Linked DNA regions of Homo sapiens: region 2 is linked to region 1. A link is an interaction called in ENCODE POLR2A ChIA-PET data of the cell type or tissue named here. Cell type or tissue: CD4-positive, alpha-beta T cell. All regions are shown on one strand. Links, peaks and the distances in the headings refer to the core of each region. The heading gives the core; the rest is flanking DNA. Region 1 overlaps COPS4 (COP9 signalosome subunit 4). Region 2 overlaps COQ2 (coenzyme Q2, polyprenyltransferase).

Region 1 (16,290 bases), core at 4,095-12,094:
TTTCTGTATGGGAGAAGAGACACATCTCCCATATGGAACTCCAAATATTTAGGTAGATACTCCTTCCTCAAGGAGAGCGGCATGATTCCCCACCCTGAAGTGGGGGTTTGCATAGTGACTTCCTTCCAAAAAGTACAGCATGAAAAGTACAGCATGCAAGTGCACTCTCTATACTGTATGGAGTAACTCCACAATGGAGAAACCTGACACAATGACCTGAGCCAGGTAATCAACGTCACCATCATTGGTAATAAGTCATATTGATAGTTTGCACCCCTGATTTGATGTGATGAGAATGGCACTTTACCTTTGTGGTCTTCTCCCCAAAACCTCTTAACTCCAGTCTAACCATGAGAAAAACATCAGACAAACCTAAACTGAGGCACATTCCACAAAATACCTGACTACTCCTCCTGAAAACTGTCAGGGTCATCAAAAACAAGGAAAGGCTGAGAAACAGTCACAGTTTAGAGGAGCCTAAGAGAAGATGACAATTAAATGTAATGTGGTATGCTGGATGAGATGCTGGAACAGAAAATTAAAGTAGGTAAAAACTGAGTAATCTGAAGGTAGTATGGGCTTTGATTAGTAGTAATGCATCAGTATGGGTTCATTAGTTTTGACAAACCTCCCATGGTAATGTAAGATGTTAACCAACAGGAAAATTGGGTGCCAGATACATGAGAGCTCGCTGTACTATCTTTGCAACTTTTCCGTCAATCAAAAATGATTCTGCAATTAAAAGTTTATTAAAAATTATAAAAGTACCTTAAGAAAATTCAAAACTCTTGTGTGTCCTTTATAGGTGAAAAGCTCTTACCGAAGCAACAAAATTCAGCAGACACCTCTTCAGCTTGAGTTCTTCACCATCTTTTGCAACTGAAATATGATGGATATGCTTAAGTACAACTGATGGCATGAAAAAAATCAAATTTTTGATTTATTATAAATGAATGTTGTCCCTGAACTTAGCTAAATGGTGCAACTTAGTTTCTCCTTGCTTTCATATTATCGAATTCGAATTTCCTGGCTTATAAACTTTTTAAATTACATTTGAAATATAAACCAAATGAAATATTTTACTGATAAGATTCTTCATGCTTCTTTGCTCTCCTTAAAATGTCTTTTTCACTAGTTAGTTCCAAGGGTCAGTCTCATAATTTTGTTCTTATACTTTGATTTCCTTTTTCTTTTTTTTTTTTTTTAATAGAGTTGGGGGATCTTTCTTTCTTTTTTTTTTTTTTTTTTTGAGATAGAGTCTCGCTCTGTTGCCCAGGCTGGAGTGCAGTGGCGTGATCTCAGCTCACTGCAACCTCCACCTCCTGGATACAAGCGATTCTGCTGCCTCAGTCTCCCGAGTAGCTGGGATTACAGGTTCCCGCCACCATGCCCAGCTAATTTTTGTATTTTTAGTAGAGACGGGGTTTCACCATCTTGGTCAGGCTGGTCTCGAACTCCTGACCTCGTGATCCACCTGCCTCGGCATCACAAAATGCTGGGATTACAGGCATGAGCCACCGCGTCCAGCCTAGAGTTGGGGGTCTTTCTATGTTGCCCAGGCTGGTCTTGAACTCCGGGCCTCTAGCAAGCCTCTCATCTCAGCCTCCCAAGGTGCTGGAATTACAGGTGTGAGCCACTGCACCATACTTTGGTTTCTTAGCAGGAGATTTTGGTTCACAGTAACCCAGCTCTCTTTCATCTAAGAACTTTAGATGAGAAAAAAAAAAAATAGACTACAGATAACTATTCCCAGGCAGTTATGGTACATTTAGCCAACACTTTTGCCTCTTCTCATGTTATCTGTTAGTATTAATGCTGACAAAGCAAGATTTTTTGCGAAACAACACACCAAGCCTTGCTTTTACACTGCATTCCTCAGGAGGTTGTTTATTGTGTTGTTGATTTTCTTTCCCTTTTGAATATGAGATATCAGAGTAAGAAAACTCTGATCAGAGTTTTCTGAAAACTCTTATCAGAGTAAGAAAAATTTGATCAATGATCAAATTCAGTGACTCAATTTTGGTTAAATTTTATCCATCAATAGATGGATAAAAGTGTAAAATGATTTTTTTCACATTTCTTGTCCCATTTGATCCGTCAGCATCATTTTGCCCTGATGAAAATCTCACTTCCTAATTTCCCCTAGTTCTCCTCCTACACTTCTGATTCCATTTCATTTGTTGGGGTGGGGGAAGTAAGAGGCAAAACTATTTATCTTATACACTTATTGTGAAATCTCAGTGAGACAAAATGTCAAAGCACCTGGAACTTAGTAGGCACTCAACAAATTCAAGCACTCTGCCCTTTCCTCCACTTACCCTATAGCTGTGGGTGCTTTGCAGGGTTCTAGCTTGAGTCCACTCCTTTCACATCTCACGTTCCTAGATAGCATCATCTACTCCCATGGTTCTAACTGCCTCTTAGGACCCCAAAGTCTGTACTTCCAGTTTCTCCCTTACTATTGATCTTCAGAATGTCTCTCTTGCTAGCTGTGAAAATGAGTCCATCTGGATGTCCCCTAGACCTTGTCTACCCAACAAGTCCAATGATATCACTTAGTTGTTCAAGGTGAAAAATCCAGGTACCAATGACCCCTGAATTGCCTCATCGCACCTTTCTCCTTTTCCCCGATATCCAATCAGACACCCACTCTGTCACCGATACTCCACTTGAAAGCCCCAAGGGGTGATCTATTTTGTTTGCTGCTGTATTCCCAGTGCCTAGAACAATGCCTGACACCAGTAGGTATCTACTCAATCATTTTGTTTGCTGCTGTATTCCCAGTGCCTAGAACAATGCCTGACACCAGTAGGTATCTACTCAATCACTTATTGAATGAATTAATCTGTCCTCTCCTCTTTGCTGACATAAATGTAGTCCAAACCTTATTACCTCTTTGGCAAATCATGTTCATACCCTCTAAACTAACCTTCCTGCCTCTAGAAACTCCAGCTTCCCTTGCCTTCTCTCCAGTCCATCCTATACACTGTGTACCATGAGTTAAATTGTGAATTTTTTGTTCTTTTCTTTTTCTTTTTCTTTCTTTCTGTTTTTTTTTTTTTTTTTTTTTTTTTTTTTTTTTTTTTTGAGACATAGTTTCGCTCTTGTTGCCCAGGCTGGAGTGCAATGGCGTGATCTCTGCTCACTGCAACCTCCACCTCCCGGGTTCAAGCAATTCTCCTGCCTCAGCCTCCTGAGTAGCTGGGAATACAGGCATGTGCCACCACCCCAGTTAATTTTGTATTTTTGGTACAGACACGGTTTCTCCATGTTGGTCAGGCTGGTCTTGAACTCCTGACCTCAGGTGATCCACCTGCCTCGGCCTCCCAAAGTGCTGGGATTACAGGCATGAGCCACTGCGCCCAGCCAAATTGTGAATTTTCTAAAACAAACAGACCCCAGTATTTTCCTTGGTTCTTCACAGTGTAGCCTCATTTTACCTCTTTAGCCCACTCTCCTGCCAATTCTTCACTCATAAAATTCCCAATCTTCCCTGCCTTCAACATACATACTTTTTTAAAATTTCAAATTCCAATTGTTCATTGCTGGTATATAGGAAAGCAATTGACTTTTGTACATTAACCTTATATCCTGTGACCTTGCCATAACTGCTTATTAGTTTCAGGAGACTTTTTGTATGTGTTTCTATATAGACAATCATGTTGACTGTGAACAAAGACAGTTTTATTCCTCCTTCCCAATCTGTATAAAGCTACATTTCCTTATCTGGTCTTATTAGCTAGGATTCTGGTATGATATTAAATAGGAACATGAGAGTAAACATCTTTGCCTTGTTCCTGACCTAGGGGAAAATCATATAGTCTCTCATCATTAAGTATGATGTAGGTTTTTTGTAGATATTCTGTATATGATTGATGAAGATCCCCTCTATTTCAAGTATACTGAGCATTTTTTTTTTTTTTGAAATGGAGTCTTGCTCTGTCGCCCGGGCTGGAGGGCAGTGGCGCGGTCTCAGCTCACTGCAAGCTCTGCCTCCCAGGTTCACGTCATTCTCCTGCCTCAGCCTCCTGAGTAGCTGGGACTACAGGCGCCTGCCACCACGCCCGGCTAATTTTTTTGTATTTTTAGTAGAGACGGGGTTTCACTGTGTTAGCCAGGATGGTCTTGATCTCCTGACCTCGTGATCCACTCACCTTGGCCTCCCAAAGGGCTGGGATTACAGGCGTGAGCCACCGCACCCAGCCTTTTTTTTTTTTTTTTTTAATTAGAGACGGGGTCTTGTTTTGTTGCCCAGGCTGGTCTCAAACTCCCGAGCTCAAGTGATCCTCCTGCCTTGGCCTCCAAAAGTGCTGGGATTACATGCATACCTGGCCTACTGAGCATTTTTATCTTGAATGAGTGTTGGATTTTGTCAAATGCTTTTTCTGTACCTATTAATACAATCATGATTTTTTCCTCTTTAGTATGTTGATATGATGGGTTACATTAATTGATTTTCAAATGTTGAATCAGTCTTGCATACCTGGAATAAATCCCACTTGGTCATAATATATCATTCTTTTTACACATTATTGCATTTGATTTGCTAATATTTTGTTAAGGATTTTTGCATCTATGTTTATGAGAGACTGTAGTTTTCCCTTTCTTGTCATGTCTTTATCTGATTTTAGTATTAGAGTAATGCTGGTCTCCTAGAGTCAGTTAGGGTGTGTTCCCTTAGCTTCTATTTTTTTGGAAGCTATTGTAGAGAATTGGTATGATTTCTTTCTTAGAAAAAAAATTTTAAGGAAATATTTCTGGGTCAAAGATTTATTTCTTAAATGTTTGATCAATCATCAGTGAACCCATCTAAGCCTGGTGCTTTCTATTATAGAAGGTTATTAGTTATTGATTTAGTTTAACAGGTATAGGCCTATTCAAATTTTCTATTTCTCCTTGTGTGAGTTATGGAACACTATTCCTTTCAAAGAACTGGCCCATTGCATGGGTTTGGGCCATAATCCCAAAAGACACAATCTTGAATGTTATAATCCCAAATGATGAAATCCTGAAAGATCAAAATCCCTGAAGTCCAAAATCCCCAAAATTCCAATCCCAAATGATTAAAATCCTGAAAATATAATTCTTGACAAAATAATTTTAAAAATTCTTTAAAATTCTTTATTTATATTTTTTAAAGGAGATTTGAGAAACATAAAAACACAACAGAGCACTTCATAGACCATTTTAGACAATAAAACAGGAAATAATAACATACTTTTTTTATTTTTATTTTTTATTGAGACAGGGTCTCACTTTGTCACCCAGGCTGGAGTGCAGTGGTACAATCTCAGCTCACTCCAACCTCCGCCTCCTGGGCTCAAGTGTTAATTTTTGTATTTTTACTACAGACAGGGTTTCACTATGTTGGCCAGGCAGGTCTCCAACTCCTAACCTCAAGTGATCCGCCCACTTCAGCCTCTCAAAGTCAGGGATTACAGGTGTGAGCCACTGTGCCCGGCCTCCTCAGTCCATTTTTAATACTGAAGGTATAAATTGTATAAAGATGTTTAGAAAGTTCTAATTCATTTTATGCATTTTTGCAAATTTGACTCCATGAAAGTGCATTATCACGAAGCTGAATTTGTGTAAGCATTGTGCATGTATGTAAAAACATTGCAACTTCCTCAATAAAATATCTTCTTTTTGTACATCCATATTTGTGAAAGATAAAATATTTTGAGATCTTGGCTTTTTGGGCAACTGCATGTGTGGTGGTAACTCACTGCGGATTTTTATTGATTTTGTCAAAAGACTTATATTGTCCATCTTGGTATTTCAGATGACCACAGTTATAAAGTTGAGTGCACACAATTACCAATCATATATGTTAATACATTTTACTTTTTGGCCTATTTCTTTATGAATACAGTTCATCTACTCATAACTCTTATACTTATGAGACTGTTGTTAGGATACCTGAATGTTTATGCTTGCAAAGATACGTGTATTATTGGCCGGGTGTGGTGTGGCTCATACCTGTAATTATAGCACTTTGGGAGGTCGAGGTGGGAGGATCACTTGAACCCAGGAGTTAGGGACTAACCTGGGCAATATAAAATAAATATATTGTAGAGTTGAGGCCTACGGGGCTTAGCAGGTGTTCTCGCCATGTACGGAGATGAGAGATTGTAATAAATAAAGACACAGGACAAAGAGATAAAGAGAAAACAGCTGGGCCCAGGGGACCACTACCATTAAGACACGGAGACAGGTAGTGGTCCCGAATGGCTGGGCACGCTGATATTTATTGCATACAAGACCAGGGGGCAGGGTAAGGAGGGTGAATCTTCTAAGTGATTGACAAGTTGAAGCAAGTCATGTGATCATAGGACAGGGGGCCCTTCCCTTTTAGGTAGCTGAAGCAGAGAGAAGGTGGCATACATCAGCGTTTTCTTCTATGCACTTATAAGAAAGGTCAAAGACTTTAAGCCTTTCACTATTTCTTCTACCGTTATCTACTACGAACTTCAAAGAGGAACCAGGAGTGCTGGAGGAGCATGAAAGTGGACAAGGAGCGTGACCACTGAAGCACAGCACCACAGGGAGGGGTTTAGGCCTCCGGATAACTGTGGGCAGGCCTGGATAACATCCAGCCTCCCACAAGAAGCTGGTGGAGCAGAGTGTTCCCTGACTCCACCAAGGAAAGGAGACTCCCTTTTGCGGTCTGCTACGTCGTGGGTGTCTTCCCAGACACTGGCATTACCGCTTGACCAAGGAGCCCTCAAGCGGCCCTTATGCGGGCGTGACAGAAGGCTCAGCTCTTGCCTTCTAGGTAACTTGTCACAATGTGCTTTCAGCACCTGACCCTATACCCGCTGGTTATTCCTAGGTTATATTAGTAATGCAACAAAGAGTAATATTAAAAGCTAATGATTAATAATGTTTATAATAATGATTGATAATTGTCCACGATCATCTCTATATCTAATTTGTATTATGACTATTCTTATTCTATTTTCTTTATTATACTGAAACAGTTTGTGCCTTTAGTCTCTTGCCTCGGCACCTAGGTAATCCTTCGCCCACAATATATAATAATTAAAAAAATTAAATTTAGCTGTTCATGGTAGCACCTGTAGTCCCAGCTACTCAGGAGTCTGAGGCAGGAGAATCGCTTGAACCTGGAGGCGGAGGCTGCAGTGAGCCGAGATCGTGCCATTGCACTCCAGCCTGGGTGACAGAGCAAGACTCCGTCTCCAAAAAAAAAAAAAAAAAAATGAGGAGACAGAGAAAAATGGAGGAATAGAAGACTGCAGCTATCATCCCCCTCCACAAGGACACCAATTTAACAACTTCATGAGGTGTTAAAAATCAGGTGAGCACTCATAGTACCTGCTCTTAACTTTATAATGCTGAAAGAGACACCGAAGAAATAGCAAAAACAGTCCTGAATCACTGACGCCCCTCTGCCCCTGCAGCTGTGTTGTGGTACTGAGGATATCTCTGCGTGCACGGGAGGGAGAACACAGCAACTGTGATGCACTGAACTCAGTGCTGTCCTGTTACGGCAGGAAGGAAAACCACACCCAACTCAGCTGACGCCTGCCCATGGAGGGAGCATTTAATAACAGCCCTACCCAGAGGGGAATCACTGATCCCAGTGGTCTAAACTTGAGTTCCTGCAAACCTCACCACCGAGGGCTACAGTCTGGGTCTCCAAGTAAACTTGAAAGGCAGCCCAGGCCATGAAGACTGCAGATCTCAGGCGAGTTCTAGTGCTGAACTAGGCCCAGAGGCAGTTAACTGGGAGGGCAGGTGACATACTGAGACACCAGCTAAGGCAGCCAAGGGCGTGCTGGCGTCACCCCTTCCCTAACTCCAGGCTGCACAGCCCGTGGCTCCAAAGGAGACCCTTTCCTTCTGCTTGTGGAGAGGAGAAAGAAGAGTGGGGAGGACTTCATCTTGCATCTTGGATACCAGTTCAGCTGCGGCAGAATAGGGGACTGGGAAGAGTCGTGAGGCCCCCATTCCAGGCCCTAGTTCCCAGATGACATTTCTAGACACACCATGGGTCAGAAGGAAACCCACTACCTTGAAGAAAAGGACTCAGTCCTGGCAGCATTCATCACCTGCTAACTGAAGGTTGGCAGGACCCTGAATAACCAGCAGTTACATTTAGGTACTATGTCAAGGCCCTTGGTTGAGCCTCTGAGACTTGCTGGCTTCAGGTGAGACTCAGCACATTACTAGCTGTGGTGGCAACAAGGCAAAACTCCTTCTGTTTGAGAAAAGCAGAAGGAAAAGTAAAGAGGGCTTTGTCTTGCACCTTAGGTACCAGCACAGCCACAGTGGGGTAAAGCACCAAGTGGGCTCTTGAGGTCTCCGATTCCAGGACTTGACTGTTGGACACCATTTCTGCACCTGCCCCAGGCCAGAGGGGAACCCATTGCCCTGAAGGGCGAGTCCCAAGGCAGGAAGCATTCAACACAAGCTTGACTTAAGATACCTCGATGCTTAAGGGAATATTGGAGGTAGCCTGGCAGTACTCCTCGTGGCCTGGGTTGACAGTGGCTATGGGGTGAGGCTCCTCTGCATTTGGGAAGGGAAAGGAAGAGTGGGAAGGACTGCATCTGGTGGTCTGAATACCAGCTCAGCCACAGTACAATAGAACACCAGCTAGACTTCCAAGTTTTTTTACTCTAGTCCCTGATTCCCAAAAGGCACCTCTGGACTCACCTGGGGCCTGGGGGACCTCACGGCTCTGAAGGGAAGGACACAGGCCTGGCCGGCTTTGCCACCAGCTAATTGTAGAGCCCCAGGGCCTTCAGCAAACATAGGCAGTAGCCAGGAAGTGGTTACAGCCAGCCTTGGCAAGCCCCACTGCTGTGCTGGCTTCAGGTCTGACCCAATGCAGTCATAGTGGTGGTGGCCACAGGGATGCTTGTGTCACTCCACCGCCGGCTTTATGTGGCTCAGAACAAGGAGAGTGAGACTCTTTTTGCTTGGAAGAAAGTAACAGAATGGAACAGGAGTCTCTCTGCCTGATAATGCAGAGAATTCTTCTGGATCTTTTCCAAGACCATCAAGGTAGTACCTCCATGAGTCTGCAAGAAAACAGTGTTACTGGGATTGGGGTGCTCTCTAAATCAGATACAGCTTACATCACAATATCCAAGTACTTTCAAATATCTGGAAAGCCTTTCTAAGAGGGATGGGTACAAATAAGCCTAGACAGTGAAGACTACAATAAATACTTCACTCTTCAATGCCCAGACACTGAAGAACATTTACTAACATCAACACCATCCAGGAAAACATGACCTCCCAAATGAACTAAATGAGCCACCAGGGACCAATCCTGGAGAAACAGAGATGTGTGACCTTTCAGGCAGAGAATTCAAAATAGCTGTGTTGAGGAAACTCAAGAAATTCAAGATAACACAGAGAAGGAATTCAAAATTATATCAGATACATTTAACAAAAAGATTAAAATAAAAAGAATCAAACTGAGATTCCAGAGCTAAAAATGCAATTGGCATACTGAACAATGCATTAGAGGCTTTCAGTAGCAGAATTGATCAAGCAGAAGAAAGAATTAGTGAGCCTGAAGACAGGCTATTTGAAAATACACAGTCAGGGCCAGTCATGGTGGCTCATGCCTGTAATCACAGCATTTCAGGAGGTCGAGGCAGAAGGATCACTTGAGCCCAGGAGTTTGAGTCTAGCCTAGACAATGTAGTGAGACCCCCCCCCTCCTTAAAAAAATAAAAAAGGCCAGGCGCAGTGGCTCATGCCTATAATCCCAGCACTTTGGGGAGGCCAAGGCAGGTGGATCACCTGAGGTTGGGAGTTCGAGACCAGCTTGACCAAGATGGAGAAACCCTATCTCTACTAAAAATACAAAATTAGCCGGGTATGGTGGCACATGTCTGTAATCCCAGCTACTTGGGAGGCTGAGGCAGGAGAATAGCTTGAACCTGGGAGGCGGAGGTTGCAGTGAGCCAAGATCATACCACTGCACTCCACCCTGGGCAACAGAGCCAGGCTCCATCTCAAAACAAAACAAAACAAAAAAAAGAGCTAAAGAGAGAGTTAGGCCCCAATACAATAATAGCTGGAGACTTCGACACCCCACTTTCAGCACTGGATGGATCTTCCAGGCAGAAAAATCAATAAAGAAACATCAGACTTAATCTGCACAATAGACCAAATGGATCCAGTAGATAATTACGGAACATTTCATCCAATGGCTGTGGAATACACATGCTTTTCCTCAGCATATGGATCATTCTCAAGGATGGATCATTTTAATAAGAAATTTAAAAATTTCTTGGAACAAATGCTAATGGGAGCACAACATACCAAAATCTATGGGATACAGCAAAAGCAGTACTAAGAGGGAAGCTTATCGTTATAGTGCCTACATCAAAAAAGAGGGAAACTTATAGTGCCTACATTAAATAAACAATCTAATGATGCATCTTAAAGAATTAGGAAAACAAGAGCAAACCAAATCCAAAATTAGTAGAAGAAATAATAAAGATCAGAACAGAAATAAATGAAATTAAAATGAAGTAAACAATACAAAAATCAATGAAACAAAAAGTTGGTTTTTTGAAAAGTTAAGCAAAATTGACAAGCTTTTAGCCAGACTAAGAAAAAAAGAGAGATCTAAATTTACCTTCAGTATTGAAAATAATGCGAAGATGAAATACATAGCATATCGAGTTGGCATTATGTGTAAAGGGGCAGAAGCCATACATGATTAAATAATTTGGCATAAGAGATTTCTTGTATTTTTGGCCTGTGTTTTCACTTCTATGATCTTCAAAACACTCACAGTACTTGTATTTGGGGAGTGGTTGTGGTCTACAAATTTCGTAAGTACCTGCTGTCCATCTGAAAGTCTGGTTATTTCTCAGCCATTGCAATTAGGTGATTTTCTACGTTTGCAGCACGAATAACAATTAACTTTTAAACTGTTTCACTGTTAAGTAGCCTCATACACTTAACACAGCCTTTTTGCAAGGGAACAATTTCACAGATCTCTTCCATTGTGTGGTAAGCAATACAGTAAGAAGAAATGATGTTCAGCTTCCCCAATACCAAATCTGTATTAGTCAGGGTTCTCTAGAGAGACAGAACCAATAGGATATGAGAGGAAATTTATTAGGGAACTTGGCTCATGCAATTATGGTGGCTGAAAAGACCCACGGTGAGGCCATCCGAAAGCTGGAGACCTTGGGATACCGGTAGCATGGTTCAGTCCAACTCCAAAGGCCTCAGAACCAGGAAAGCTGATGGTGCAACTATCCATCTGAGGCCAAAAGCCTCAGGATCCAGGGGGCCACTGGTGTAAGTTCCGGAGTCCGAAGGCTGGCAAACCTGGAGTTCTGGGTCCAAGACAGGAGAAGAAAAGTCTGTCCCAGATCTCAGAGAGAGACCAATTTGCCTTCTATATTTGTTCTGTTTGGGACCCTGGTCAAGTAGTTGGTGCCTCCCAACAATGAGGGCAGATCATCCCCCACTTAGTCCACTCAGACTCACATTCTAATCTCTGAAAACACTCTCACAGCCACATCCAAAATAATGCTTTACCAGGTTTCTAGGTATTCCTTAATCCATTCAAGTTGACACCTAAAATTATGTCCACTGTCCACCCCTTGTCAATTTGGCACTCATTTGCATCCCCTTAAATCACACTTAATTTCCAAATAAAGACAAAAAGGCTATGGTTCTGCTTGACATGACACAACTAACATGATGCAACCATCCTGTGTACAACCAAAAAATACACTAATCCCCTTCCCCAGAATTTGGCTTTCAGGGTTTCAACATTGAGGATTTTAATCTTTTGGGATTGTAATTTTCAGGATTTTAGACATGAGGGATTTAGACTTTAGAAATTTTGAACTTTAAGGATTTTGATCTTTTGGGACATCAACATTTGGGGTTTGGCATTCAGGATTGTGTCTTTCAGGATTATGATTATGAGGCAGAATTGCTTGAACCCGGGAGGCAGAGGTTGCAGTGAGCCAAGATCACACCACTGCACTCCAGCCTGGGTGACAAGAGCAAAACTCTGTCTCAAAAAGAAAAAAATTCCATTGTTGTCTGAGAACATACAGTGTATAATTTCTATTCTTTTACATTTTGAGGTGTGTTTTATGGCCCAGGTTGGTCTACCTCAGTGAACGCTCCAAGTGAGCTGACAAGAGTGAGTACTCTGTTGTTGCAGGACGAAGCAGTCTATGGATGTCAATTATATTCAGTTGATTGGTGGTGCTGTTGAGTACAACAATGTCCTTACTGATTTTCTACTTACTGGATCTGTCCTTTGCTGATAGGCATTGAAGTTGAGATCTCCAACTATAATAGTGGATTCATCTATTTCTCCTTGCAGTTTTATCAGTTTCTGCCTCATGTATTTTTTGATACTCTTGCTGACACTCTGATTTTATTTTATTTTATTTTATTTATTTATTTTGAGACGGAGTTTCACTCTGCTGCCCAGGCTGGAGTGAAGTGGTGTGATCTCAGCTCACTGCAACCTCCACCCCCAGGATTCAAGTAATTCTCCTGCCTCAGCCTCCCAAGTAGCTGGGATTACAGGCATCCGCCACCATGCCTGGCTAATTTTTGTATTTTTAGTAGAGATAGGGTTTCGCCATATTGGCTAGGCTGGTCTCAAATTCCTGACCTCAGGTGATCCACCTGCCTCAGCCTCCCAAAGTGCTAGGATTACAGGCGTGAGCCACCACGCCTGGCTGACACTCTGGTTTTAAATAAGCATTTTATCATTCTATTTCTCTCCTCTCTTAGCATAACAATTATATTTCTTTAAAAAGTTTTTTAATAGTGATTTAGAGTTTGCAATATACATTTACAACTAATCTAAGTCAAGTTTCAAATAACACTATACTGTGTCATGGTTGTGCGGATACTTCATAACAGGGTATTCCCAATTCCTTCCTCCCATCACTTACACTCCAGTCATTCACTTCAGTTATCCCTAGGCTATAGCTATCCACACATTGTTGCTATAATTCCTTTAAATAAAGTTATCTATTAAATCAATTAAATTTTTTAAAAAGATTTTACCTTCCTGTTTTTTTGCTCTGATACTCTTCCTTTCTTTATGTAGATCTGAGTTTCTAATCCATATCATTTTCCTTCTCTCTGGAAACCTTACTTTAACATTTCTTGCAAAGTATGTCTCCTGGCAAAAAAAGAATCCTTTTTTTTTTTTTTGAGACAGGGTCTCACACTATCACCCAGACTGGAGTGCAATGGTGCAATCTCAGCTCACTGCAACCTCCACCTCCCTGGCTCAAACAATCCTCCCATTTCAGCCTCCCAAGTAGCTGAGACCACAGGCACACACCACCATGCCTGGCTACTTTTATATTTTTTGTAGAGACGGGGTTTCGCCATGTTGCCCAAACTGGTCTTGAACTCCTGGGCTCAAGCAATACACCTGCCTTGGCCTCCCCAAATGTTGGGATTATAGGTCTGAGCCACTATGCCCAGCCTTAAATTTCCTTAGTTTTAGTCTTCATTTCTCCTTCACTATTTCTTTTTTTCAATTTGATTTTCTCTTTGCTTTTCTCCTTCACATTTGAAGGATAATTTTGCTGGATAAAATCCTATGTTTGTGAAGTTTTTCTTTTAACATCATAAATATTTCCATTCTGGCTCTTGCTTGCATGATTTCTGACAAGAAATCCAATGTTATTCATGTTTCTCTATATGTGTTTTTTTCTTCTGGCTTCTTTCAAGATTTTATGTTTTTGGTTTTCTACAGTTTAGATATACATCTAGGTGTCAATTTTTTGGTAGTTATTCTGCTTGGCCTTTTCTTAGCTTCCTGGATCTGTGGTTTAGTGTCTATTATTCATTTCAGAAAATTCTTAAACATTATTTCAAATTTTTTTTTTTTTTTTTTTTTTTTTGAGAAGGAGTCTCCCTCTGTTGCCCAGGCTGGAGTTCAGTGGCGTGCTCTCGGCTCACTGCAAGCTCTGCCTCCCGGGTTCATGCCATTCTCTTGCCTCAGCCTCCCGAGTAGCTGGGACTACAGGCGCCTGCCACCACTCCTGGCTAATTTTTTGTATTTTTAGTAGAGACGGGGTTTCACCATGTTAGCCAGATCTCCTGACCTCGTGATCCGCCCACCTCGGCCTCCCAAAGTGCTGGGATTACAGGTGTGAGCCACCGTGCCCGGCCTATTTCAAATATTTCTTCTCTTCCTCTTTCTTTTCCTTCTGGTATCCCCATTACACATGTGACACGACAGAGTCTCGCTCTGTCGCCCAGGCTGGAGTGCAGTGGCGTGATACCAGCTCACTGCAAGCTCTGCCTCCCGGGTTCACGCCATTCTCCTGCCTCAGCCTACCAAGTAGCTGGGACTATAGGCACCCACCACCACTGGCTAATTTTTTGTATTTTTTAGTTGAGACGGTGTTTCACCGTGTTAACCAGGCTGGTCTCAATCTCCTGACCTTGTGATGTGCCCGCCTCGGCCTCCCAAAGTGCTGGGATTACAGGCGTGAGCCACCGCGCCTGACCACATGTGACACCTTTTATATTGTTCTCCAGTTCTTGGATATTCTGTCCCAATTTTTTTTTTTTCATTCCTTTTTCTCTTTGCATTTCAGTTTAGGAAGTTTCTATTGACATATTATCAGGCTGTTTCTTTCCTTGGCCAAGTAGACTAATGATAAGCCCATCAAAGGCATTCATTTCTGTGAGAGTGTTTTTTTCTTTATTTCTAGCATTTCAAATCTTTAGAGTTCCCATCTCTCTGCTTATATTACCGATCTGTTCTTGAACTTGTCTATTTTTTTCCATTAGAGTCCTCAGCATGTTAATCATAGTTGTTTTAATTTCCTGGTCTGATCATTCCAGCACTCCTGCCATATCTTAGTCTGGTTCAGTTGCTGGTATAGCTCTTCAGATTGTGTTTTTTCTAACCTTTTAGCATGCTTTATAATTTTTTGGTTGAAAGCCACACATGATGCATCAAGTAATAGGTAATGAGGCTTTTTTTTTTTTTTTTTTGAGACAGTCTTGCTCTGTGTCCATGACTGGAATGCAGTGGCACAATCTCGGCTCACTGCAACCTCTGCCTCCCAGGTTCAAGTGATTCTCCTGCCTCAGCCTCCCAAATAGCTGGATTACAGGCGTGCACCACCACACCTGGCTAATTTTTCTGTTTTTAGTAGAGACGGGGTTTTGCCATGTTGCCCAGGCTGGTTTTGAACTCCTGGTGTCAGTGATCCGCCCACCTCAGCCTCTCAAAGTGCTGGGATTACAGGCATGAGCCACCGCACCCAGCCAGTAACTAGGCTTTTAATATGAGGCTTTATATTAATTTGGATAGGAGCTGGGCTGTATTTGAGGTTTACTGTAGCTGTCATTGTTACCATTTTACTTTTTTATATATATTTATTTTTACCATTTAAGAAAATATCTAAATAATTACCATTTTAGTGTTCCTAGCAGTCACTGACCAGCAGCCTCTTCTCCCAGTAAGCTGATCCCAATTGTGATTCTCTGTATTTGCCTGTCTCTCCAGGGTTTTGAGTGGTGGTTTGTCCTATGACTTTAATTCTTCCATGGATCTAAGAAAAGCCATTGATATTCCAATCTGTACAGTTTTTTGTTTGTTTTTGCTGTGAGGAGGGATGTGATGACTTCCAAGCTCTTTACATGTTGGAGCTGATACTAAAAGTCACCTACATACTTTTTCAAGTCCTTTCCCCATGTTTTTCTATAAAGCTCAGCTAAAATAACCCTCTGTGGAGGCCTTCCCTGACTTCTCTCTCCTAACTGAAGAGCTACTCTCTGTGTGCTCTAGTAGCTGGAGCAAATACAAGTATTAAACTTACTGTCTCTTGGCTCTTTGACTCTTTGGATGCCTGGAGAACAGGCATTATGACTCATCTTTGTATTTCTAGCATAGGGCATAAATCAATGTCTGCTGAACCGAAGGAAAAGGGAACAAAATACTCTTCGCTAACTAAAAACAAAGTACTACTTTTATTTGGCTCATTTCTCCATTTATTAGAATAACCACATTTGGAGAGGCATGAAGCACTTAAGTTTTACATGACTACAAAGTTATCACAAATCTCAAACTTTTTAGCCACAGATATTTCACCTCTGTTTAAAGAAAAAGCTTTCAAAACATCTGAGTTAGCTTAATACACAGAGACCCTGAAATATATGGGAACTACATATTTTAAATGCTTGTACTTCCTGCTCTAATAATGTCTTCTTTAAACGGAATCCAGCATAAAAGGGATTGAAATGTATAAGGTCATGATGCAAATGCTTTGGAGATAGTGA
Region 2 (15,406 bases), core at 1-8,000, 180 kb before region 1:
ATTTGCTGTTTTCTCCTCCGTGTTAACATGTTTATTTGTTATGACCCAAAGTCCAGACTAGGTATTAATACAACTTTGTATTCCTCTCTTGCAGATTTACACTCTAGACATCCACAGACCTGAGGATTGTTGGAATAAATTTATCTCCAACCGAACACTGGGACTAATAGTTTTTTTAGGGATTGTCCTTGGGAATTTGTGGAAAGAAAAGAAGACAGACAAAACAAAGAAGGGTATAGAGAATAAAATAGAAAATTAATGAATGAAATTTATCTAGGAATTTTTAAAACATTTTTTACAAAATATAATTAGATTTGAATACAAAATCTGATACAATATGTTAAAGAATTAAGAACCTGAAGATGAAGATTTAGAGCATATTTACCTGGATTTTACTTATTTGCTAGCAAAATTCCCCCTTGTCACAGAAACCAGGGACTCTTCAGGATTTGAGATGGCCTTGAGTATTTTAGTTGATACATTCTTCTGCCCATTATAATTCTCACCTGAAGTTATGGGGATTGCACGGGTTTTGGCACTTTAGAAAAAGCCTGATGTGGGTCTTACATAAATGAATGTCTGTATAAGAAAATGGACTCTTTTTTTTAGGGAAAAATAAAAGCAACTATGGGAAGTTGGGCCTTACTGTTCTTTATTGTGACCTTTAGTCACTGCCAAAAACTGTAATTTAGGAAACCAATTCTGTTTTTTTATGTTTTAGGAGAATTTAAATAACCAAATAGAAGTATTTAGCTATTATAGCCACATGTACCACTGTTTACCAACCCTGACTTTTATTTGGGAGATTTGGTCTCTGTGTGCAGTCACAGTGACCAGAACAGACAAGTGGGCAGTCACCAGAGACTACCTTGATTTTCTGTCTATATCTTTTTTATCTTATCCCATTATAGTTTATAGGATAGTGATATTTAAATGTTTACTGTTTTTTCCTTTACCTGCCCTCACCTTCACAATGTTCTCAACACAGTAACCAGAGTAATTCTCTTAAAACCTGAGTAAGGTCATGTCATTCCTCTCCCCAGAACCCTCCAGGATCTCCCTAGGTCACTCAGTACAAAACGAAAGTCCTACCACCTGCCAGGCCCTCCATGACTTGGCTTCATGTCTGACTTCTCACACTCACACCTGTAGCCCCACTGGCCTCACTCTTCCTTAAACAGGCTGGGCAGACTCCTACCCCAGGGCCTTTGCATTTACTGTTCACTTTGTCTGGAAAGTTCTCCCCAGATCATGTCTTACTCCTTCACTGCAGAACCTTTCTTAAATGTCACCTTCTCTAAGAGGCTTTTCTTAGCCATCTTCAAAAATCTCACCTGCAAATACCACCCATACTTCTGTCCCCTTGCTTTTTTTTTTCTCTTCAGCTCTTAATATTAGCAACCTGAACTATATCTTACTTGATTTAAATTGCTCTCATAGACAGTAGGCTATAGGGCAGACAGTCATTTGTATATGTGGGTGTGGGCAGCAGTAAATATAAAATTGCATGATGAGGGCGACGATGATGGTGATGATGAAGATGATGATGCAGCTAACAGCACTTACATATGCCAGGCACTGATAAGCATAGGAAAAATTATTTAACTGTTTACTCAGCAAATACTGAGCCACTGAAAATGACTTGGGTCAGTTGTTGCAGCTGTAACTTTGCTATAGCAGCAGTGAGTTGAAGGGGAGAAGAATTAGGAACATAGTACCCTACTTTTGAGGAAATATGATTGGCTTTGATTTTAACAGAATAGACAGAGTTTAAATCTATGTTGATTTCTGTTTTCTTACAGATACGACCCTATATTTTAAAATGCTTAAAACATCTTAACCCATTGCACTGGTTCCAATTAAAGAAGGGTGAGTACAATGTACTTCAATTTTACAACATTCTCCTTAGTTTATGAAAGTTAAAAATGGAACAGATTTTAAAATCACTAAAAATCCTGCAGCTTTTTTGTGATACAGGGGACAAGAGAACATAACATTAATTCATACATACTCAAAAAGCTTATTCTCAAAAAGCTGCTTAAACATAATTGAATTATTTTAGTTCTTTTTCATTTTTCCTCCCTTCTCCCAGTAGAAAACGCTGAAAAAATAATATAAATGGGTAAGGAACAGATTTTTGGAAAAGAAAAAACGATGAAGTAGATTATTAGTCTCTAGAATCACAGACTTAAGACAACTCGAGTTGGAAAGACACACAGCAGTCATCCATCTAGATCAGGAGTGTCAGTCCCTAGGAGAGTTGAAATGAGCATTGCCAGGAGTTTGTGATAGTTGAAATGACCAGCATTGCCGTGGGAATTTATTCAGTGAGGAGGGCCCTTGCCCTACTCTTCTGCTTCAAAGTCACTGTGAGTTTTTCAATAGAAATCATGTGAAAGAACTTTTTAAACTGTGGACAATTATCTACCACAATTTCATGATGGGGGTGGAGATAGGATGGGAGCTACAGGGTCTAAAAAGTAAATGAATACAACTATTCCAGCTCTAACTGACCTGTCCTCTGAATTCCCAGAGCACTTGGTGGGTGCCAGTGGAGCAGGAGCTGTGAATGCCAGTCACAGCCACAGCTTGCCAGGGTTGGAATCTGCTTTAACACCTATCAGTTGGGTGATCTTGGGCAAGTTCCCTGACCTCTCTGTGGCTCACTCGGGGATAATCATAATACCTTTCTCATGCATTTCAAAATTTTCTGTCTTCCCCTGCGAATGGAGATTTCATGGTAAGTGGGACCTTGTTTGTCTTATTCATTGAAATATCCCCAATATACCATATCACAAGGGCTGCCTCTCCCTCTTCCCGGATTTCTTTGCTAAATTGTTTAATGCCTCTACCTGATTTTTATAATCTGGCCTCACCCTAATGTTTCCTCCAACTGAAAGTACACCCTCCACCCTCTGGGTGCCAGTGGAGCAGGAACTAAGAACGCTATCATGACGACAGCTTGCCAGGGTTGGAATCTGCTGTAACACCTGCCTACCAGTTGGTTGCTCTTGGGAAAGTTCCCTGACCTCTCGGTGGCTCAAATACTCAAATAGGTATAATCCTAATACCTTTCTCATGGATTTAAAAATTCTCTGTCTTCCCTTGCGAGAATGGAGATTTCATGATCAGTGGGACCTTGTTTGTCTTATTCATTGAAATGTCCCCAGTATACCACACTGTAAGCACTCAGTAAACATTTGTAATTTTTGTACATCGGGTGAACTAACATTAGAGTTACTTGTCAGACCTGGTGTTAGGTGCAACCATTAGAAATTATTAATGCTGGCCAGTCACGGTGGCTCACACCTGTAATCCTAGCACTTTGGGAGGCCGAGGCGGGCGGATCACGAGGTCAGGAGATCGAGACCATCCTGGCTAACACTGCGAAACCCCGTCTCTACTAAAAATACAAAAAAATAGCCAGGCATGGTGGCGGGCGCCTGTAGTCCCAGCTACTTGGGAGTCTGAGGCAGGAGAATGGCGTGAACCTGGGAGGTGGAGCTTGCAGTGAGCTGAGATCGCGCCACTGAACTCCAGCCTGGGTGACAGACCAAGACGCTGTCTCAAAAAAAAAAAAAGAAAAAGAAATTATTAATGCTGTTCAACAACATAAAAAGTTGACTATGTGAGGTAACGTTACAAAAACATTTTCATGTACATATCATCAAAACTATATAAGAATATAAGTAATGCTGCTGTCTGCCCACCAGGTGGCCTTGCTCTGTAGGAGCAGTCACAACTCTTAACAACACTGGAGCGTAACACTGCCTTTTCGATAAAGCTGTTTTATTCTATCTCTGGCTTGCCCTTTGCCCTTCTTTCCTGGGCAAAGCCAAGAACCCTCGTGGACTAAGCTCCACTTTGGGGCTCATTTGCCCTGTATCAATGGTAACACCTATTTCTTAGGGTTAATGTATAATTTAGAGACTATGCAACACATTTAATATAGGTGCTGGCATACAGTAACTAATTTTTAACTTTAGAAATTAATCAGGCCAGGAATGGTGGCTCATGCCTGTAATCCCAGCACTTTGGGAGGCCAAGGCAGGTGGATCACTTGAGGTCAGGAGTTCGAGACCAGCCTGGCCAACATGGTGAAACCCCATCTCTACTAAAAATACAAAAAAAATTAGCCAGGCTTGGTAGCACACACCTATAATCAATCCCAGCTACTCAGGAGGGTGAGGGAGGCATGAGAATTGCTTGAACCTGGGAGGCAGAGGTTATACTATACTTCTTTTGTAAAATCTACTTTTTTCACTTAATATTTTCCCATGTCATTAATGCTTCTTTCAATATATTGATGTTTTTTGGCTGCATGGGTTTTTATCATATGTATGTACTGCAATTTAATTAATCCTATCATGGATTTTAATATTTACATTTTTTCCTTCTCACAAGCAGTACGGCCATGAATAGATTTGTATCATTGGGCATATCTGTGAATATTTCTGTAGGAAAAATCCTAGAAGCAGAATGTCTTTGTATGTGCATGTACATTTCCAGGGATTGGAGGGTAGGTATGGAGGGTGGAGTATGGTGGTAGGCACATTTTAAAGGATTTGGATTCATTTTCTCAAATTACCCTACAGAAAGCTACACATTGCTAATAGCAGTGCATGAGAGCCTCTTTCTCAGACCTTGGCCAATATGAAAGGATACTATTTTTAAAACTTTGACACATAGGCAAGAACAATATGTGGTTTCACTCACAACTCTGTGATTACTAAAGTAGTTGATCTTTTTCAAAGTGTTTATAGAGCATTTTTATTTCTTCTGTGTGAGTTGCCTTCATGTCTTTGCCCATTTGGTTATTGTTGTTGTTGATGTACGCTGCCTCATTCATTGATTATATCCCCAAGATCTGATATCTGACAGACTTGTGCTCTCATTTTACAAGATTATCGTGTTATTAATTGTGATGGGATTTTGGATTTCATGCTTTATACTGAACTATCTCTTCCATGGAGAAGGTAACATTTAACATTTTTATAGTTGTTCCAATTAATATGTATTATTCAGACAGTCCAAACATTTGTTGAACATCTGTGTGCAGGCACAGGCTAGTTGCTGCAAACACAGAGATTAATTAGAGTTTCTATCTTCAAAAAGCTCAGAATCAGTAGCTGGGATTACAGGCACGTGCCACCATGCCTGGCTAATTTTTGTATTTTTAGTAGAGACGGGGTTTCACCATGTTGGCCAGTCTGGTCTCCACCTCCTGACCTCAAGTGATCTGCCCACCTTGGCCTCCCAAAGTGCTGGGATTACAGGCATGAGCCACTGCACCTGGCCTCTCTCTCTTTCTTTCTTTCTTTTTGTAGAGACAGGGTCTTGCTTTGTTGCCCAGGCTGGTCTTGAACTCCTAGGCTCAAGCAGTCCTCCTGTCTCAGCCTCCCAAGTTGCTGGGATTAGAGACGTGAGTCAACCTCACTCAGCATAAATACTTTTTTTTTTTTTTTTTTTTTCAAATAAAATCGTACATAAAACCCCAACAAATACGTACAGATGGAAATCAGAGACAGTCCCCTTAAACTGAACCTTCCTTTCTTTTAGGATTGTCACAGAGCCCAAGTTGAAAACTATCTCTTAGAGATAAGAATGAACATTGGAGTCCCTACAGTTACTAACTGAATGACTTAGAGTGAACTATTTAAACCTCTCCAGCCTATCTCTTTATATCTAAAATGGGAATTAAAATAATATCTACCTCATGCTGGTGTTTTAAGAATTGCATGAGAAAATGATCTCATCTAAACTCCTGACTTTAAATGTCATCTGTATACTGATTATTCCCAAATGTGTACCTCCAGCCTAAACTTCCCTTTTGAACTTGCACTTGGCAGAATTGAATATTGAACTGCCTACTTGATATTTCAACATGAATGCCAAATAGGCACCTCCAGTTCAATATGTTCAAAACTGAACTCCTGATCTCAGCCTCAAACCTCCTCCTCCCACCCTTCTTGCCATCTCATTAATGGCATCTCCTTTTCCTTTTGCTCTGACCAAAACCTTGGAATCAACCATGACTCCTTTTTCCCACATTCCATATTCAAGACATTAGAAAAGCATATTGGTTCTACCTTCAAAATACATGCAGAATCTAATCTTTTCCTACCACCTCCACAGCTGCCACCCTGGCCCAAGTCCCTATCTTCTCCCCGCTGGATTAACACATTAGCCTCCTCACTGGTCTCCCTCCTTCTCCCTTGCCCCCTTTCATGTGTCCTCACCATAGCAGCCAGGCCGATCCTGCTACAACCAAAGCCAGCGTATGTCATTCCTCTAACTCAGAACCTCCCCATACCTCCCCATTTCTCCCAGTGTAAAGCCAAAGTCCTTAGCATGGCTGAAGGACCCTCAGTGAGCGGGCTCCTGCTGCCTTCTGGCTCTTCTTCCACTCCCTCCCTCGCCAGTGCTGCTGCAGGCCTTCTGCCGCTGCAGCCTTCTGGCCTCGTTGGGGTTCCTGGAATGCTTTCCTAGATGTTGCCATGGATACTTCCTCACCTCCTTCAGTATTTGCCCAAAAGTCACCGATTCAGTGAAACCATTGTCTTCATTTTCTAAGACTTAACACACACCATTACACAAACTTCTTTTTCTCTCTCACTGCTTTTTCTCCATATTAAAACATATGATATACAGTCATATGTCACTTACAGATGGAGATACTTTCTGAGAAATGCATCATTAGCCAATTTCATCCCTGTGCAGACATTATAGAGTTCATGTACACAAACCTAGATTGTCTAGCCTACTACACACCTAGGCTATGTGGTATATAGTCTATTGCCCCTAGGCTACAAACCTGCGTAGCATACTGTACTTCATGCTGTAGGTAATTGTAACACAATGGTAAGTATTTGTGAATCTAAACATATTTAAACACAGAAAAGGGCTAGGTGTGGTGGCTCACACCTGTAATCCCACCACTTTGGGAGGCCAGGGCAGGAGGATCACTTGAACCCAGAAGTTCAAGACCAGCCCAGGCAACATGACTAAACCCCATCTCTACAAAAAATACAAAAATTAGCCGGGTGTGGTGGCACATAGCTGTAGTCCCAGCTACTTGGGAGGCTGAAGTGGGAGGATTACTTGAACACAAGAGGTAGAGGCTGCAGTGATCGCGCCACTGCACTCCAGTTTGGGCAACAGAGTGAGAACTTGTCTAAAAAAAAAAAAAAAGAAAGAAACACAGAAAAGGTACAGTGAAAATACAATATAATCTTATGGAACCATTGTCCTATATGTGGTCCATCATTGACTATAACATTGCTGTGTAGCACATGACTGTAATTTGTTTTACTTATTTTCTTTGTTGTGTGTCCTCACTAACAAGAACCTAACTTCATGAGGGCACAGATATTTTCTGTTTGAATCATCATACTTTATTTCCAGTGTCTGGAATACTGCCTAGCACATAGTAAATTCTTAAAAAATATTTGTAGAATGAATCACGTATATAAAGCTTTTAACAGCACAGTATGTGATTCATTGCCTTCAGGCATTTTTAGCACTCTTTTTCTTCTCCAAAGGATTTATCTTTCCAGAAACCATCTATGAGGAACTGTTCACTTAAGAGGAAGCTGAGGCCGGGCACGGTGGCTCACGCCTGTAATCTCAGCACTTTGGGAGGCTGAGGCGGGCGGATCACGAGGTCAGGAGATCGAGACCATCCTGGCTAACATGATGAAACCCCGTCTCTAGTAAAAATACAAAAATTAGCCGGGCGTGGTGGCAGTCTCCTGTAGTCCCAGCTACTCGGGAGGCTGAGGCAGGAGAATGGCATGAACCCGGGAGGCAGAGCTTGCAGTGAGCCGAGATGGCGCCACTGAACTCCAGCCGGGGTGACAGAGTGAGACTCCATCTCAAAAAAAAAAAAAAAAAGAGGAAGCTGATTTTTCAGATTCTATTTCAGGAGAACAATTTTAACATTCAGTTTCTAAGCCTGAGTTTTTTAAATGGTGTTAGTTTAGAGGGGTGGGGGAAAGGTGGGGACAAAAAGTGGAGAATTTGTAAAAATTATAGATGAATTTTAAAAGGGATATCCCACTGGCTACAGTGGCTCAGACCTGTGTCAAAAAAATAAAAAATAAGGCCAGGCACAGTGGCTCAGGCCTGTAATCCCAGCACTTTGGGAGGCCGAGGCTGGTGGATCACCTGAGGTCAGGAGGTCAAGACCAGCCTGGCCAACATGGTGAAACCCCGTGTCCTAAAAATACAAAACAGCCTGGCATTATGGCAGGTGCCTATAATCCCAGCTACTTGGGAGGCTGAGGCAGGAGAATCGCTTGAACCCAGGAGACAGAGGTTGCAGTGAGCCAAGATCACGCCACTGCATTTCAGCCTAGGGGACAGAGCAAGACTCTGTCTCAAAAAAAAAAATATTTAAAATATATATATATATATCTAGGGATATCCTACCCATTAACGAAGTATAAATTCATGTAAAGAAATGGAAAGTAATGCATGCAAATGTTAACTAGATTTATATTTGTTTATCTCGTTTAAAACTCTTCAACAATCTTGAAAATTCAAGTTAGTAATTTTTTTCTTAGGCAGCATTGGCATAGTAACAAACTGAAATAATCATGGCTTTTACTTGCTTTATACTTAAGCAGTAGAAATGTCAACACAGCATCTGGGAAAGAATTATTGGGATCAGAGGTCATGTCCCATTGCAGGAATGCCTCATAAACATAAATTGCTTTCAGTTTACATCATTTCCTTGAAGAGAGGAAAGTGTTAAAGACATTTTAACACTTTAGAATCTGCAGGAAGTTTATGGCTCTGATCAATATTTTTTAAATACTGCTAAAAATACACACTAAATATTTTATTTTATTTTATTTTATTTTTGAGACAGAGTCTCACTGTCACCCAGGCTGGAGTGCAGTGGCATGATCTCAGCTCACTGCAACCTCTGCCTCCAGGGTTCAAGCGATTCTCGTGTCTCAGCCTCCCAAGTATCTGGGATTACAGGCGCATGCAACCATGCCTGGCTAATTTTTTATTTTTAGTAGAGGCAGGGTTTCACCATGTTGGCCAGGCTGGTCTCGAACTTCTGACCTCAGGAAACCTGCCTTCCTCGGCCTCCCAAAGTGCTGGGATTACAGGCATGAACCACCGTGCCTGGCCAAAATACACACTGAGTATTTTAAACAAATCCACTTAAAAACATGTTACAAATCAAAAAGTTTTTAGCACAGATCAATTAATTACTAATTGAAAATTGTTAAGATCTCTGAAACATGGAAGAATGTAAGGAAAGGGATACAATTTTATAATTTTTTCTCATTCATGTATTCATGTTTCTGATTTTCTTCATTCTGTTTTTAGCTGGTCTTTATGTGTGCATAGATAGGCTCTGCTTTAAAATAAAATGTGAATGGAAGTTACACACATGAACGTTTTTCAAGAAGTTGGAACAGCAAGTGCATAAGCCTTGACATGGGGATGAATGAAGCAGATTCGGGTAACAAGAAGGCCAGATTTCTAGTCTTGTTTCCATAGTCCACAGCCATCCCATATTATAGCAAGTGGTAGTGAAGATGTAGAGTAACTGGAACTCTTATACATTGCTGGTAGAAATGCAAAATGGTTTTGTCACTTTGGAAAACAGTTTGGCAATTTCTTTTTTTTTTTTTTTTTTTTTAAGTCAGAGTCTTGCTCTGTCACCCAGGCTTGAATGCAGTGGCGTGATCTCAGCTCACTGCAACCTCCACCTCCCAACCTCCCAGGTTCAAGCGATTCTTCTGCCTCAGCCTCCCAAGTAGCTGGGACCACCCACCCCAAACTCCTCAAGTGATTTGCCCACCTCGGCCTCCCAAAGTGCTGAGATTACAGCCATGAGCCACCGCACCCGGCCTGGTTTGGCAATTTCTTATCATTGACTATGCACTGAGTATAAGACCCAGCAAAATCACTCCTAGGTATTTACCCATGAGGAAAGAAAACTTACGTTCACATAAAAACCTGTCCATGAATGTTAATAATAGCTTGATTCATTATAATCCCAAATTGGAAAAAAAAAAAGCTTTAATGTCCTTCAGCTGGTGAAAGAATAAACAAACTACGGTACATATATAATGAAATACTATACGACAATAAAGAGGAACAGACAACTGATATATGTAGCAAAATGCATGAATCTCAAATGCATTATGCTAGGTGAAGGAAGGCAAACCCAAAAAACTATATACTACATGATTCCATTTGTGTGATAATCTGAAAAAAGCAAAACTGTAAGTACAGAAAACAGACCAGTGGCTGCCAGGGACTGGAGGTCAGAGGAGTATCTGACTACAAAAGGGAAGGAGGAGATTTCGGAGGATGATGGAACTGTTCTATATCTTGATTGCAATGGTTTGACATAGTTATAGGCATTTGCCAAAACTCTTAGGATTGTACCCACACACAAAAGGTGAATTTTACTGTATGCTAACTATACCACAATTTTTAAAAAGTGAACAAAAGTCATTTTTACCAAGTTAGGGTGAGAATAATCAGAATTATATTGTTGCCATCCTAATTAAGTTAGGGGCTAAATTTTCATTGCTGTAGATATGCCTGCATATGGAGTTGTGTTCTGGAAAAACCAACTCTTTTCTGAAACCTACAGCCCTTCACTTAATCAATATTTATCAAGTACCTATTATATGCCATACACTATTCTAGGTTCTGAGGATACCTCAGTGAACAAGACATATCCCTACCCTCCTAGAACTTGCATTTTAATAAGTGAGTAACTCTGTAGGTAAATAAGTGCATAGGCTACTTTAAATAATATAATGTAGTGGTAAGTTGTTATAAAGAAAACTAAAGCCTGGTGAAAGAGAGTTATGGGGAAAGGAGGCTATTTTTGATAGAGTACTAAGGAAGGATTTCCAAGTGACAGTTGAACAGAGGTTTAATTGATGTGATGGAGCTATGTGAATACCTGACGGAAGAGAGTTCCAGGAAGAAGGAAAAGCAAGTGTATCAGCCTTGAAACAGGGATGAACCAGGCAGATACAAGGAACAACAGGAAAGCTAGATTTCTGCTCTTGCTTCCATAGCCCATTACCATGCCACGTTAAATGGAGATAATTTTAATTTATACTTATCATAATAGTAAAATTCCAGGGAAAATTCGTTTATCCCTCCCAAAATGAGAACTTGAAGGTACCATAATGCATAACTACTGTCAAAAAAAAAAAAAAAAGTGGGAAACTGCAAATTTGCCAGTGTTCTCAGTTGTAAACCGGTCAGTTTAGGCACACATTTTCTCTGGAGGACATTAGAAAACTCACAGAAATGCTGGGAAAGCTGAAGAACCAGTGTGCTTGTTATTAATTTATTGCCTCTCAGCTCTAAATCCGTCCTTCATTATCTACTCTGCAATAGTGGAGTTGAATCCTGTAGACTTTTCTCCTTTGCAGTGAGTGGGATGTCAGACTTTTTCAGTAGAGGGCGCTGGAGGGACCCTGCAGGAGGAAAGGGCTTCTTCCTGGTCGGGCGTGTTTCCATTTGCTTCTTGCTTCTGCTCCTGGCTGTAAGCAACATATGGCAGGGACATCCAGTAATGCTCCTCCCCAACTATTGCAGGCTAAATTGTGTCCCCCCAAATTCATGTTGACATCCTAACCTGCAATACCTCAGAATGTGACTGTATTTGGAGATAGGGTCTTTAAAGAGGTTATTAAGGTTAAATGAGATTACTAGTGTGGGCCCTAATTTGATATGCCTGGTGTCCTTACAAGAAGAGGAGTTGAGGACACAGACTCCCACAAAAGGAAACATGTGAAGGCACTGGTGGAAGACAAGCCAAGGAAAGATGCCCCTAGAAGTAACCAGCCCTGCCAACACCTTGATCTTGGACTTCTAGCTGCAGATTGTGAGGAAATACATTTCTGTTGTTGAAGCCCCCCAGTCTGTGGTATTTTGTTGTGGGAGACCTAGCAAACTAACATACCAGTGTGCACAGAGAGGGCACAGTCCCTTGGCAAGCCACCAGCTCCAGTTCTGTGACCACCTGGCTGCATGCAGCCCTCCTAACACCAGGCTTCATGACAAGCAGTCAGTAAAGGGGTTCTTGATGCCCTCAATCCCTGCACAGGTCCATCCACTAGCCTCAGCCCTCTCCTACACCTCGGAGTGGTTTGCCAACCTTCTCACGTGCATCCCAGAGACATGTTTCCCACTTGGTAGTCCTAACTGTGGTTTTCTGGCCAGCCTCCGTCCCCCTGCTCCCTAGAAGAATATTACCTGCCTGTCCAGTGACTTAGACTGGCTCTGGCCTGGATCAACCCAGCAAACTTGTCCACCCTCCAGTGGACTGCAGCCACACCTTCTCCAGCAGAGCTTGAATTCCAGCTTGACCAGAGGAATCCCTTCCAAGTTTGCTTCTTCCTCAAGTATTTTTCTCAGCTCTAGAGTACTCTTTAGCATTCTGCTTACCCCTTTTAGTTATTCCCCTCCTCTAGTTAATACTATTTATTAAACTTTCCCTGTTCAAATTACACTCCGATTCTGGACTAGTACAGAATCCAACTGCCACAAAATGGTGCTGGGAGTAGTCCTAGGAGATAGACCTGCGGAGGTGGGATTTGAGGGCTGACCCTGTCCTTGGAGTTCAGCACAGTGCTGAACTCCTTAGCAATGGGAAATGGGAAGCTAGTGACCTGTGGCATGCAGGGACATCACACATCAAGCTAGCACTTGTGGCTAATTGTAATGAAGTTGTAACCAAAGCAAGTGTCTTAGGAGCCCAAATGGCAGTTGCAACTAACTGTTACGGCAGTACATGATGCCTGTAAGGAATGTACTGTGGGACAGATTTTTCTGAGCATACTTGAGTAGTAACAGAAAAATGACAAACCCAAATCCTTTAACTCTGAGCTCAAGTCATTGTTAGAGGACGACAGAGCTTTGAGGATAGCCCTAAAAGAATCTTTTATTGCTCACAGCCAGAGGGCTGATATTGCTAAAAAATTAAACATAAAATTTAAGGGTGTGGGTTGCTGACTTACAACAATAGTTGAATGTATAGTTTTGAGCTTCCCTCTCCTGTGGAAGTAGCTTGCTCTTGGTAGAAGACTAGCCTTCCTCTGCTTAAATATCTGTGTTAAGCTCATCTGGGGACAGATGCCTTAAAAGGAGTTACTCATTCTCTAAATCTACCACAACCACCCCTTGTTGCCACTAGACTCATGATTATTGCCAAAGCTCAGCAAGTTCCAGTAGGACAGGGATCCACCATGACCCAGCAAGAAATAGTTTATACGCCAAAAGAATTGCCACACTTTTCTAATGTGTATCTTCAGAGACCTGGGGAACATGTGTGGAAGTACATCCTAAAGATGTTCGAATGAGAATAGTGGGATAGAACACTAGAGCAGGCTAACTTCATTCCTATGAGCGCACTTTAACTAGACAGCTTTCCTGTCACAATATGGAAGAGAGACTCCAAAGGCTTAGGGCGATAGGCAAATGGGACTGGATTTACCATGTGCAAACTGCATGCCCAGCCCCCAGCATGTTCCAGGAAAAGAGTCAGGAGACAACTCCCTGCACTAAGGCACCAGCAGACTGGAAAAGCTCTGTGGGTGTCTCCTTTGCAGGCTACGTGTGGCTGTAAAGAATGCGACCATTGAGAGAGGCTTCCAGATTTCAATGGGGATGATGGAATCCCAGAGAGGCAGAGTCAAAGTGACTGCATTTAACCACCAAAGACAAGAAGCGTGGACATATTTACAATACAGGGCAGCAGGAACATAGTGCTAACCAGTTGCCTTAGCTCACAAAGATCTGTGGTGGTAATTGATCATAGTGTTCCTAGGAACAAAATGGATGGGTAGTCAAAAATGTAGCTTGCATCATCATAGTAAAAAGTCACAGCCTTTTACCCAGTTTTCAGACTTAATAAATTTACAGATGCAGAGGGTCTTGATTGAAGAATGTCTCTGGTGGCCCACCCTAACCAGAGCCATGCAGGCAGAAGAACTGTGGGACATGTAGTTCAGTCTAGCCAAGTTGACAATTATAAAGCCACCACTCCTAAGGAAGGCGCAGAGCAGCGATTTGACCGTAGGTGGTCAGGAGTCGCAGCCTCCACTCTTGACTGTTACTCTATTTTGCCTCCTTGGGGTACAAGGTGAAAAAACCCTCAACCCTGGTCTGGAGGGCCTGGAACTCCAGCTGACACCCACCACAGTGTGAGTGATGAGGAAAACACAAGGCAACTGGATCCAGTGGCAAATCTGCCATTTTAAGGGGGATGATTATCTTGTCTTTTCTTCTCTGAGGAAAGAGGCTTCTAGGAAGCTGTACCTGGTGGCTGTTTGTTCATGATGCTACTGTACTGATAAACTCAGACCTTCCTAGGTGGGCACGTAAGGCCTGCTTATCCCCCAGCTAGGGTGAGCAAACCTCCTGGTTTGCCAGGGCATGGGAGTATCTGCACTCAACTATGAAAATACTGGGCAAACCAGCACCCCCAGAATCTGGCAATCCAGCCACCACTCAGCTGCTGCATTGTTTGGGAGGGAGGACAACAAAACAGTACGATGATTTGCTCAGATTTTCTCCCTACTATTTTGAATCTATTAAACAGATTACAGAGACTTTTGGCTCTACTTCAGGATAGAATCAGGTGTGTTAATGTAAGTGTAATATTTTGTAAAGCATACATACTTTTGCTGGGTGCGGTGGCTCACGCCTGTAATCCCAGCACTTTGGGAGGCCGAGGCAGGCGGATCACCTGAGGTCGGGAGTTCGAGACCAGCCTGACCAACATGGAGAAACCCTGTCTCTACTAAAAATACAAAATTAGCCGGGCGTGGTGGTGCATGCCTATAATCTCAGCTATTTGAGAGGCGGAAGCACGAGAATCGCTTGAACCCGGGAGGCGGAGGTTGCGGTGAGCCGAGATCGTGCCATTGCACTCCAGCCTGGGTAACAAGAGTGAAACTCTGTCTCAAAAAAAAAAAAAAAAAAGCATACATACTTTCGAGTCTACATATTCTTTGGCCGTTAGTGTGGATTCCAGTAAGATGGTGGAACATTTACCATAAGCTCAATAGATGGAGAGTTCATTGAGGCAGCTTCGCGGCCCAGAACTACATAAGGTCTGTCATACATTTTCTTTGTAAATAAACCTGAGTTAAAAATAACTTTCTGGCTGGGTGTGGTGGCTCATGCCTATAGTCCCAGCACTTTGGGAAGCAGAGGCAGGAGGATCACTTGAGCCCAGGAATTCAAGACCAACCTGGACAACATGATGAGCCCCCATCTCTATAAAAAATACAAAAATTAGCCAGGTGTGGTGGTGCATGCCTGTAGTCCCAGCTACTTTCAGGGCTGAGGCGGGAGGATCATTTGAGCCTGGGAGGTGGAGGCTGCAGTGAGCCATGATCGTGCT

The links. Peaks named below come from ENCODE experiments on the same cell type or tissue, not always from the same donor. Only the 100,000 strongest peaks of a DNase experiment are listed, where the experiment ranks them.
Region 2: POLR2A ChIA-PET joins it to region 1 with 14 read pairs; 14 of 35 experiments call an interaction of 5 or more read pairs at or near these places.

What each region holds. Positions count from the first base shown.
Region 1 is chr4:83,075,487-83,091,776 of GRCh38, reverse strand. COPS4 (COP9 signalosome subunit 4) reads right to left here. Exons shown (of 10, transcript NM_016129.3): 10 at 15,959-16,290. PLAC8 (placenta associated 8) reads left to right here. Exons shown (of 5, transcript NM_016619.3): 5 at 806-1,729. Among named protein-coding and RNA genes, the nearest start is that of PLAC8, 31 kb to the left of the region's middle. RefSeq lists an enhancer at 7,375-7,424. In CD4-positive, alpha-beta T cell, for the core only: a CTCF peak has its summit at 7,352; a DNase peak (open chromatin) is centred at 7,476; H3K27ac peaks cover 1,687 bases.
Region 2 is chr4:83,249,052-83,264,457 of GRCh38, reverse strand. It overlaps COQ2 (coenzyme Q2, polyprenyltransferase), which reads left to right. Exons shown (of 7, transcript NM_001358921.2): 7 at 95-634. The coding sequence ends at 259. Among named protein-coding and RNA genes, the nearest start is that of COQ2, 28 kb to the left of the region's middle. In CD4-positive, alpha-beta T cell, for the core only: CTCF peaks have their summits at 3,507 and 3,706 (motif pointing right); a DNase peak (open chromatin) is centred at 3,727.